Linked DNA regions of Mus musculus: region 1 is linked to region 2. A link is a loop called in an ENCODE intact Hi-C map of the cell type or tissue named here. Cell type or tissue: gastrocnemius. All regions are shown on one strand.

Evidence for each region. A loop is a pair of places that touch in the nucleus more often than their neighbours do. Peaks named below come from ENCODE experiments on the same cell type or tissue, not always from the same donor. Only the 100,000 strongest peaks of a DNase experiment are listed, where the experiment ranks them.
Region 1: it touches region 2 in a loop (10-fold over the local background); 25 of 42 quality-filtered maps call a loop at or near these places.

What each region holds. Positions count from the first base shown.
Region 1 is chr1:90,904,136-90,909,135 of GRCm38, forward strand. It overlaps Gm35381 (a long non-coding RNA gene), which reads right to left and starts at 4,983. Exons shown (of 6, transcript XR_387263.3): 1 at 4,890-4,983; 2 at 1-103. In gastrocnemius, a CTCF peak has its summit at 2,399 (motif pointing right); a DNase peak (open chromatin) is centred at 2,406; H3K27ac peaks cover 592 bases.
Region 2 is chr1:90,953,975-90,958,974 of GRCm38, forward strand. Prlh (prolactin releasing hormone) reads left to right here. Exons shown (of 2, transcript NM_001101647.1): 2 at 1-38. The coding sequence ends at 38. It overlaps Rab17 (RAB17, member RAS oncogene family), which reads right to left. Exons shown (of 6, transcript NM_008998.4): 6 at 4,159-5,000. The coding sequence ends at 4,910. Among named protein-coding and RNA genes, the nearest start is that of Prlh, 3.4 kb to the left of the region's middle. In gastrocnemius, a CTCF peak has its summit at 2,924 (motif pointing left); a DNase peak (open chromatin) is centred at 2,913.

The DNA.
Region 1 (5,000 bases), 50 kb before region 2:
AGCAGAGGCTGCCAGCCAACTCCCGCCTCCAGCTTTCCAGCATGTTCCTTTGGAAGAAAGATCTAAGTGGTGTTCCGCCATATCCGCCTCAGCAGACTCATCCCTGGGGGGAAGAAAGAGCTTAAGTCACACACATCTTGCTTCCATCCTGAAGGAACTTCGTGTGAGTAAGAAATGAACAAGAGGGGGGGGTGGGAGCTCACCCCAGGACACTGATGTATATAATTCCAGTGCCAGAAGTCTCTTGGCTGTGGAAGTTTTTAAATAGCTGATGAGCCGCACGAGACCACAGCGGATGGGATTGTTAGGGCCCAGCTGGGATGAGTTAAATTATCTACACAGGACAGAGAAATACTTGAAGCAATAAATCTCCAGCAGTTGTCCATGGAACATGGGAAAGTTTCCTATAAAATTACCATCAGTTACCTGTTCCAGCACTGAGCCAAAACCTCCCACTTGGATTTTGGATAAACTATTCTTCCCACGTAGATATTATTCACATACAGCAAGATGCACTGCTTGAAATGTCTAGCTCAGTGAATCCCGACCCTCTTGTATGTGAGTCTAGTGAATATGTTAAAACACATAGCCACCACCTCAGCAAGAGGCAAGGCACTTCCTTCAACCTAGGAGATGCTTGCAATTCTGTGGCAGCCATTCTTGACCCTGAGCCCAGGCAGCCATGTATCTAAGCTGTAAGCCTGTAAGACTCAGGTTCACAGAACCATCCTCTATAGCGCTTTGTGTCTCCTTCACATGGGACAATGTAGGTGGCGCTCACAAAGCTGCTCTGCAAGCCCGCAGTTTACTCTTTCTATTGCAACATAGGCTCCATGATAAGCATGCGTGACAGCGTGCTTCCCTACTTACTTGTAGACCATCTCTTGCTGGGTTTCCACAGACATTTTGTGCACAAGCTCATTTCTCTCAGAACCCCCCTACATTTTAACTTTCTTACATTGTAACATTTTTTTTTTTTTTTTTTACTTTGAGGTAATTGTCAACTCACATGTGGTAAATAGCAGAAATCAATGCACTTTTGGCTTAGGTTCTCTAATCTTACATAATACACAGCTCTGTGTGTGTGTTGTGTGTGTGTATGTGTGTGTGTAAGAGAGAGAGACTAGGTATATGTGTCAGTGTCTGAGTATCTGTGTGCGTGTGTGTGTGTGTGTGTGTGTGTGTGTGTGTGAGAGAGAGAGAGAGAGAGAGAGAGAGAGAGAGAGACTGGGTATATGTGTCCATGTCTGAGTATCTGTGTGCGTGTGTGTGTGTGTGTGTGTGTGTGTGTGTGTGTGTGAGAGAGAGAGAGAGAGAGAGAGAGAGAGACTGGGTATCTTATGCATCAGTCTCTGAGTATCTGTGTGCATCTACGTGTGTGCATGTGGGGGGGGTGGAGGGGGGGTGTTTCTGTACCTGTGTGTTTGTGTGCGTGTGTGCATGCACACACATGTTGAGTTCTTAGTGGTTTTTACTGCAGGTACAATTCATGTGAACGCCACCTGAGTCAAGACCCAGATCACAAAGATCCTTCAAGGAGCCATATTGCCACAGCACCTCCATTCTTTCCCGTTCGTAGCACAGGCAGCTCTACAAACCTCCCTGTCATGGTTGGGGTTACTATTGCTATGCAGAAACACCTTGACCAAAGGCAATTTGGGAGGAAAGGATTGATTTTGCTCACAGTTCCATATAAAACAGCTCTTTATCAAAAGGAGTGAGGGCAGGAACTCACACAGGGTTGGAACCTGGATTCAGGATCTAATGCAGGCCGTAGGGGTCGGGGCTGCTTACAGGGTTGCTCCTTAGAGCTTGCTCAGTCTGCTTTCCTATAGAATCCAGGGATGGAATCAGCAACAATGGGCTGGGCCCTCCCCCAATCAATCACTAATTAAGAAATTGCCTCACAAGCTTGCCTACCACCCAGATCTTCTGGGGGCCATTTTCCTAATTGGAGTTCCCTTCTCTCAGATGACTTCAGCTTGTGTCAAGTTGACATAAAGCACCAGGACACTCGGTAAATGTTTCACTCCCTGAAGGGAACCATGACCCATGGATCTATCCTGCCATAGCACTTCATATTGATTCCTGTGGCCCTAACCCCTAACATTGTAACCTGCTCATTTATAAAAAGGCAACACTTTTGAAAATGAAGCCCAAGTTAGAATCAAGAAGGTAGCAACAGCTGAACCCAGCCATGATGGAAGACAACAGGGATGGGACATTGAATCTTTGAGAGAAACAGAGATCTTAGTGGGATTCCCACCTACCACAGGATGCAAAGGTGGGGCTATCATCACAGGGGCTGGACACCTGGCTCCATGGGTGGAAGTTTCACTAGCAGACATTAATTGCTACTAGGTCCCTTGGGCCCTTAGAGCCCACGCAGTAACCCAAACTAGCCAGAAGAGGGCACCAGATGCCTGAAGCAACCATCCATCCTGCTCAGGGAGACTTGTCAGTTAAGCCCTGCACCAGGGAAACCTGTAGGCAGGGACCACTAAGGCTGTTGGCCCTGAAGCCCTGGCTCTCTCCACCTCCTTCCTCTAGGGGTAATCAGGAATCTGGTGAGGTAAAGGGCGTGTTTGGTTGCAGGGTAGAAAACAGAAGTGAAGGATGGTTGAAATACGTATCCCAGATGAGGATGCCTGTTGCCTGGACCAGGAAAGGAAAGGGCATCTCAAAAGGCAGAGTCCAAGGGACTTCTGGTGTCTGAAGGAGTTCAGGTGGCTCCGTCCGAGAGACTAGCTCAGCATCACTAAATCAATGGCCTCCAGCCACTCAGAGACCTCAGTAGCCTGGTGGCCTTTAAGGAGATACTGTGAAGCAAAATGACACAAAAGTCTTGCTTGCCTCAGACTGCCCCACCATGCACTGCCCAGGGCCCTTTTGTAACGTCACCACCTCCCTGAACCTCAGGCCCTCCTCTGTCATCACAGTATATCGGAAGCACCACTTGCCCACAGGCCAGCTGTAGAGACTGGCTCGGGTCACAGAAAGGATGCCTCCTGCAGAGCCTCATATAGTCTAAGGCTTATAGCATTCCCATGTCATCCGAAGCCAGTGTTAAGCATCATGAGCAGGGGAGCAGCTCTCAGCTGGGGCTGCAAAACAGAATGGGCTTGGCATGATGCCCAGGTGGCTGGCACCCCCCTCCCACACTCTCTAGACCATCTCCCAAAGTTCAAGGTCCCTTTTCCACTGCTAAAGGGGAGGCCTTTCTCCTAGGATTAATAACTGCCCGGGTGCACAGATATGCTACCCAGAACTCACCTGACTTAGGAGTGACAGCAGAAGCTGGGGGCTCTTTTGACTTACTCAACAGCCATTGCTGAGGCCAGACATGGACGCTGAGAGTGTAACTGTAACTGCATGGTGCTGGGGGTGCACTGAAAATCCCCTTAGTCTCAACCTCTTCCTCCAAAATGCTAAGAGCCCACGCAGCCTGTGGCATAGGTGCCCTAGAATAGAGTTGACAGCTGCTCACACCATTGCTATGCTCTGGAGCACAAGGCTGGGTCCTCGCAGCCCTAACAAGCCAGGCTCTGCCATTGCTCACCAATTGGCTGTTTATCGAGACACTTAATAATGTAAGGCATAAAAGAAGATTCACTCCGGGTGACCACACTGGGAGGGATGGAGAGATCAAGAAGTTTAGTGGCCCCTGAAAGTCCAGCCTGAGGTGCTGGCATGAGATGCAGGTTTAAGCGGAGAGCTAGAAACGCACATAACTAAGCAGCCTCCATCAAGGTGGGCCATCGTCCTCTGGGCTCCAGTCTCCTGGAAGGTGTTCTGAGTTCAAACTGAAATCTCTTCCTGGGAGACAAGCTCCTCCTCTGGCTGGCACTGGGGTCCTAGCCTTTTGCTTTACTAAGTATGAGATTCCCAAGAAAACTTGTTATTTTGTATGGATTTTGTTTTAATAGTCTGATGGAGCAGCTCGAATGTCTCTCTCGAGAATAGCCATCACCCTGCCAGGACAGTTAAACTGCCAGTTGCTACCTAATTAGGACATGTGACATCCCCAAAGGCCCAAGAAATCCAAGGCCAGAGTTCTCCTGAAGTCAGAAACTTCTGTGTACTCTCCTCTACTCTCTTCTGTCTCCCTGGCAGTACCAACACCACCATCCTCGGCCTCTCTTCTCACTGGGCTCAGCCAGTGAGGACCCCAAAGGACTTCATGGGTGAACAAAGCCATGATAGATGTAGATGCACTGTGTCCCAGAGCTCTGTGGCAGCAGCCTCAGAACTACACTGTCCTGACACCACAGCCTCTGTTTTTCTGGCCTTAAGATAGGTGGATTTCGCTGTGGCCAGATGAAAGGAGGGGACGTCTCTCTTGCTTGGCTTAACTATACCACGCCTTTGTTGGGAGAACCTGGCCACTCTTCTGCCCTGTCTCCATCTCAGGCTGTAGCTGGGGTGTGCAGATCAAGGCCCCCAGGAGCTAAGGGTTGAATGGTCTTGGGCTCTGTTCCCCAGTGTGCTCATTTCCTCGAGGACCTGATTTCATCCTGTCACAGCAAGCTGGATACCAGGAAAGGAGAAAACTGCAGGGCATCCAGAAGGAAGGCTGAGTCTTCCAGACCTCAGCCCCAGATGTAAATGCCTCCACTGGAAAGCCCCTATAGGTGTGAGCAGACCAGAGGTGTGTTACCAGTGTGTGCTCTTCACCATGTGATACTCAGAACATCTCCAAAGCCATGGTGGCTTCCTGGCTGTCCCAAAGCTACATGCCATATTCATTACTGTTTCCTAGGAATGGCAAGCTGGGTCCCACCCCATGCTCTACCTGACCTCGTATTAGAAAATAAAGCCTGTCCCTCCCCTCCCACACACAGCCCACTGCACCTATCCCCAGCATCAGCCCTCTTGGGGTGATGTCCTACCTGTCACAATGTTGCCAGAAGTGATGCCCCAAGGCTGGCCTGTAGGGAGCAGGACTTTCCCAGGGCCCAGAGCCCAGAGCCCAGCTGGGGTCCCAGCCCTCCCAGCAGAAT
Region 2 (5,000 bases):
CACTGGATGGAAGTGCCAAGTTCTCTCACAGCTCATGAAGACAGTGATGCTGAGCCCAAGCCCACCCTCCCTGTCCCCCCGCAGAGCCTCCTCCACCCTCCCTTTCCGGTTTTCCCTCTGATCTAATAAAAGTGCTGGCTTTGTTTATTGTACACTTGTAACTATGTGGTAACAAACCGGAAGGTGCTTTCTCTCTGGGGAGGGTAACCATGAAAGAAGCTCAGAACCCAGTAACCTCTTTGGAAAGAAGAGGCTCCCACCTGCCCCCAATAGAACAACTGAGATCGCTCATTACCAGGCCCCACAGAGGTTGTCCTGGTCCCTTAAGACCCTGCAGTGGGGGAAGGGAATGTTGATTCAGTGTTCCTATAAATTCCTGTTCCCCAAAACCACATCACTGCCCAGAAATGGGGTGCCCTTTTCTTGGTCACTTGTTCCCACAAGCTTCCACCTACACAAGGTACCCTGAACACATGCTCAGCTTGCATACTGCATAAAGCCAGGGTAACCACACACTACACTATGTAAGATACTTGGTCCCAGAGAAAAGCCACACAACGCCCCTGGCATGGCTCACGTCCTTCTCTTGGCATTTTTTGGTTTGTTTTTTTTTTTTGTTTTTGTTTTTGTTTTTTTGTTTTTTTGTTTTGTTTTGTTTTGTTTTTGTTTTTTTGTTTTTTTTTTGTTTTTTTGGTTTTTCGAGACAGGGTTTCTCTGTAAAGCCCTGGCTGTCCTGGAACTCACTTTGTAGACCAGGCTGGCCTTGAACTCAGAAATCCGCCTGCCTCTGCTTCCCAAGTGCTGGGATTAAAGGCATGCGCCACCACGCCCGGCAGCATTTTTAAGATTAACATTTAGAGATGTTTAGGGGTTTGCTGCAAAAATTAGATGCTATCAAAGTGTTGTTCCTAGCACCCAGAACAGAGAACATTCATTACAGCCTATGAAGCCACCAAGTGTCATCGCACAGGACCTATGCTATCCATAGGTGCATGTTCGGCATTGTGTCTGCTGTTTGGGCAAATGTATTACGTGGCTCCACCAGTTCAGTGACAATGTGGTGCCCCTCATCACCCTGAACACACCCCATTCCTTGTCCCTTGCAGAATCCTGCAGCTACCAACACACATGGGTATGTTAACCTACTTCCTGCTCAGAGGAGAATCCCAGAGACTTGACCCCATTCTTTTTGATCCTATAGGCCTCCTTTAAAGTCACTTGGGGTGTCCTATGCCCTTTGTCAAACACAAAGTGACTGGCACATAACACAGCTGGTGCTCCCAGAAAAGGGGGGAAAGTCAGACAGGAGCTGAGGGAGACGCCGTGGGAAGCCGGGGCAGCTGAAATTCACCTGCACAGAGGAGTGCCAATGGCTGCCAGCAGCCTCACCCACCAGCACAGAAGCCTGAACTGGCCTCTTCTCAGCTCAGTAGGTGCCATCTTACCCTCAGATCAAGATGATTCTCAGCTGGGGGTCATCTGGCTGGCTGCTGTCTATGCTGTTCCCCTCAGGTTACCCTCAGGCTGCTGTGACTGTTGTCACAGGCCGCTATGACTGTTGTCACAGGCCGCTATGACTGTTGTCACAGGCCGCTATGACTGTTGTCACAGGCCAACTCCCCTCCAGTTCTTTCTACTCCCTGTATACTTCATCACCTTCCAACGCCACTTTTTCCTGGGGTGGTGACATGTGGCTGCGGTGAAAGGCATAAGTGGGGATTGGCTGGGATCTCAGATGAAGGTCTCATGACCTTACCCATCCCTCCTCCCGGGCAGGAACACAGGCTGGCTCTTGTTGATGGTTTCCTGCAGGCAATAGCTGCTGCTCTGACAGCAGTGGTAATGGCTGCCATGCTTGGAGGACATCCTCCCACAGCTCTTATCCAGAAAGAACCAGCTCCTCGTCTGGAAAGATGAATGGAGGCGTACTCATCTTTTCCACAGTCTGGGAACGGTTTTAAAACATACAGAAAAGTTCACAAGACATTGTAAGGACTATCTCAACCTACATGGACTCATCAGCCATCCTGTCTGCCTGCTTCCTACTTCCCATCCTTGCCAACCTACATTTGATGACAAGCTGCAGACACCAAGACATTGCCTCAAAGAGTTCAAACCTTTCTCCCAAGAATAACACAAAGTGTAAGCCTGGAAAAGTCTATTCTCTCTCTCTCCCTCTCTCCCCTCTCTCTCCCCCTCTCCTCCCCCTCCCCTCTCCCTCCCCCTCTTCTCCCCCTCTCTCTCTGCATGTGTGCATGTGTACGTGTGTGTGCATGCATGTGCATGTGTGTGTGTGCACACACGTGTGTGCATGTGCTCATATGTGCATATGTACGTGTGTGTGTGTGTGTGTGTGTGTGTGTATTTTTCTCAGCCCCTGATCTTACATCATAACATCAACCTTCTGAAGCACCCAGTGGCCTGTTCTTTAAAATGATCCTTGCTGATTATCCCACCTAGTGGTGAGCCTGACACTGCTCTTGCACTTCCTGTCACAGAAAAGGACCTGGGCCTTAGCTGGACATTATACTCTGCTGTCCAAAAGTCCTGGGTCCTCTGATGGAGTCCTGGGTCCCACTTTGACATGTTGACCTTGACCTTGAGTTCAGGGCCCTGCCTCTCAACTGTAAGAGATCTCTCCATCCCTGGGCACCACTGACTTTCACAAGCCTGGTGAAGCTGGGTGGTTCCAGATCCATCCAGTCTTGGGCTTTCTGCTGAGGTGTGTCAAAGGGAGCATTACTAATCAGTCAAGAGAAAGGAGAGATTGGTAACCAGACAGGCAGTCACCTACAAATCTTCCTGCTGTATCCCTGCTTCCTCAAAGCAGTGATTTTGCCCTGAAGAGATGCACCGGAGTGTCTAGGTACCCAGGACCCAACAGAAGGATTTGTCTTAAGTGATACTAGATCGCCACCTAGTGGCCATATGTAACCCGGCCTCTCTTCCCCCTCTAGGGTAGGCTTGCCTACCTGCCTAATGATTCCCAGCCCTTAGGGATGATGAGGACAGCCCGGGATGCTGAATATTCACTTCCCCTGTTTCACATGTGAGCGAGTCACCAGGTGGCAACAATGTATCTTCCCTAGCTGTCAGCAAAGCAGTTGCCCAGCATCAACAGGCCTCACTAAGAAACCCACCAGGGAAGAGGGAGTGAAAACCTCCCACACGGCCCTTGTCATCTGCTCACTGATCCTGACGTGAACAGTGTCTGGCTCACATTTGTCCAGTGGTCACAGGGTTTCCTTCAGGTCATGTCAGGACTACATCAGTGCCTAGAAACTCACAATCGTTTCCAGGCCCCAGAACGGAATGAAGCTGCATCCCTCTAGAAGTGCAGCGGGGCCAGAAAGTTCCCTCCAATCCCTGGCCTGAGCCCCATGTGAAACTTGAAGGGAGAAAGCACTGGTGTGGTCCTGTCCAAGCAAAGCCAATGGGAGCAGGAGTCACAGCCCAGGCACAGACAAGCTCCTGGCCAGCCTGGGGACACGTTCACTTTTATCCATTTGAGCTTCACAGTGGGCACGGTGAAGCCATCTTCCTTGGTGAGATAACAATGTTCCACTCTGTGATGTTCTCTAGGGCTTGTTTGACTCTGTTGGTTTTGTTGTTTGCTTGTTTGTTTGTTTGTTTGTTTTCTCACTGTGCAGCCCAGAATAAGCTCGCCATTCTCCTGCATCAGCTTCACAAGTGTCGGGATTCGAGGCCTACATCACCACACCCAACAACAATGTCTCATTGTTCAGACTCAACAGCTAATCACACTCCCAGAAGCAAGGATTAGCAAGGATTAAAACACACACAGAGAGAGAGAGAGAGAGAGAGAGAGAGAGAGAGAGAGAGAGAGAGCTTTGCTCCCTAAATGGCCACACCTTGCCCCAGCAAGTGTCAAGAGAGAAACTTAACAGGAAGATGTTTTCTGGGGCTTTCTTCCCTGCTCAAGGACCTGAGTTTCTCTACAAGGATAAGAACTCACACAATCACCATCAGAAGAACTCACAGTCCACCCCAGACCAATGCCTGTGCCCACCCTCGTTACACTCACCCCCATGAACCCTCACCATGTTTAACACCCACAAACCCATCTAGAACGTGTGCAGAAAAACTGAACAGGTGTGACCCGTCGGGCCATGGGTCCAAATATAACCTCATGAAGTGTTCGGATTGTCAAGACGTTTAATATTTGGAGAGAAGGACATGAGACAACACGGTGTTCATCTCGGGACAGGGGTTTTAGAGTCCTCAGATCACTAGGTAGAAACCTGGCTCTGTCCATCCACCGCTGGAAGGGGGACACTTCCATCCCAGCCACCCTTTCAGACTCTGTCTCTCCTGCGTCACCTCACTGAGACTTAGCACCTTGGGCTCGTTTTTCTCTTGGGCTCATCTCTGCATTTTTCCTTGCATTGATGCCCCTTCTCTCCCCCTGACAGTTCCCAGAACGAAAGTGGTCCAGTTATGGATGCTGCCCCAGGAGGAAGCATCTGTCCTCCCATCCCACGGATCAAAGGCTTTTCCCAGTCCATGCTGCTTCTCTGCTTCATTTAGCTCTCTGTGCTGGTCACAAGGAAGCTGAAAGGGACAGCCCAGGAGGAGCAGGCACACTTGGCTCAGGGCATCCAAGTATCTGGGTATCAGGTAAGGTAGGGCTGACAGTCTTCTGGGAGCCATTTGACACTGGATCTTCCCTGAGACAGTTCTCATCAGCTTTGGCAAGCAGTGATTACAGAGAAAACCAACGCCTGGAAGCCTCCAGGGCTCAAGCATAAGCCATCTCCGACACAGAACATGAATGGACAAAGAGGCAGCCCCGGCAGATTTGCCACAAAGACGTAGTAGCTTGGGCTGGGGACCCTCTGAAGCACAGGCTGAGATGTGTCCTCCGCCAGCTCTCCTGCAGTGGCAGCGGCTATCGTGCACAGCACTGGCGCTGCCTGATGGGAGGTTCCTGGTTCAGAGCCACAGCCTCACCTTCCTGTGGGCGGCTGCTCCCCGTGTCT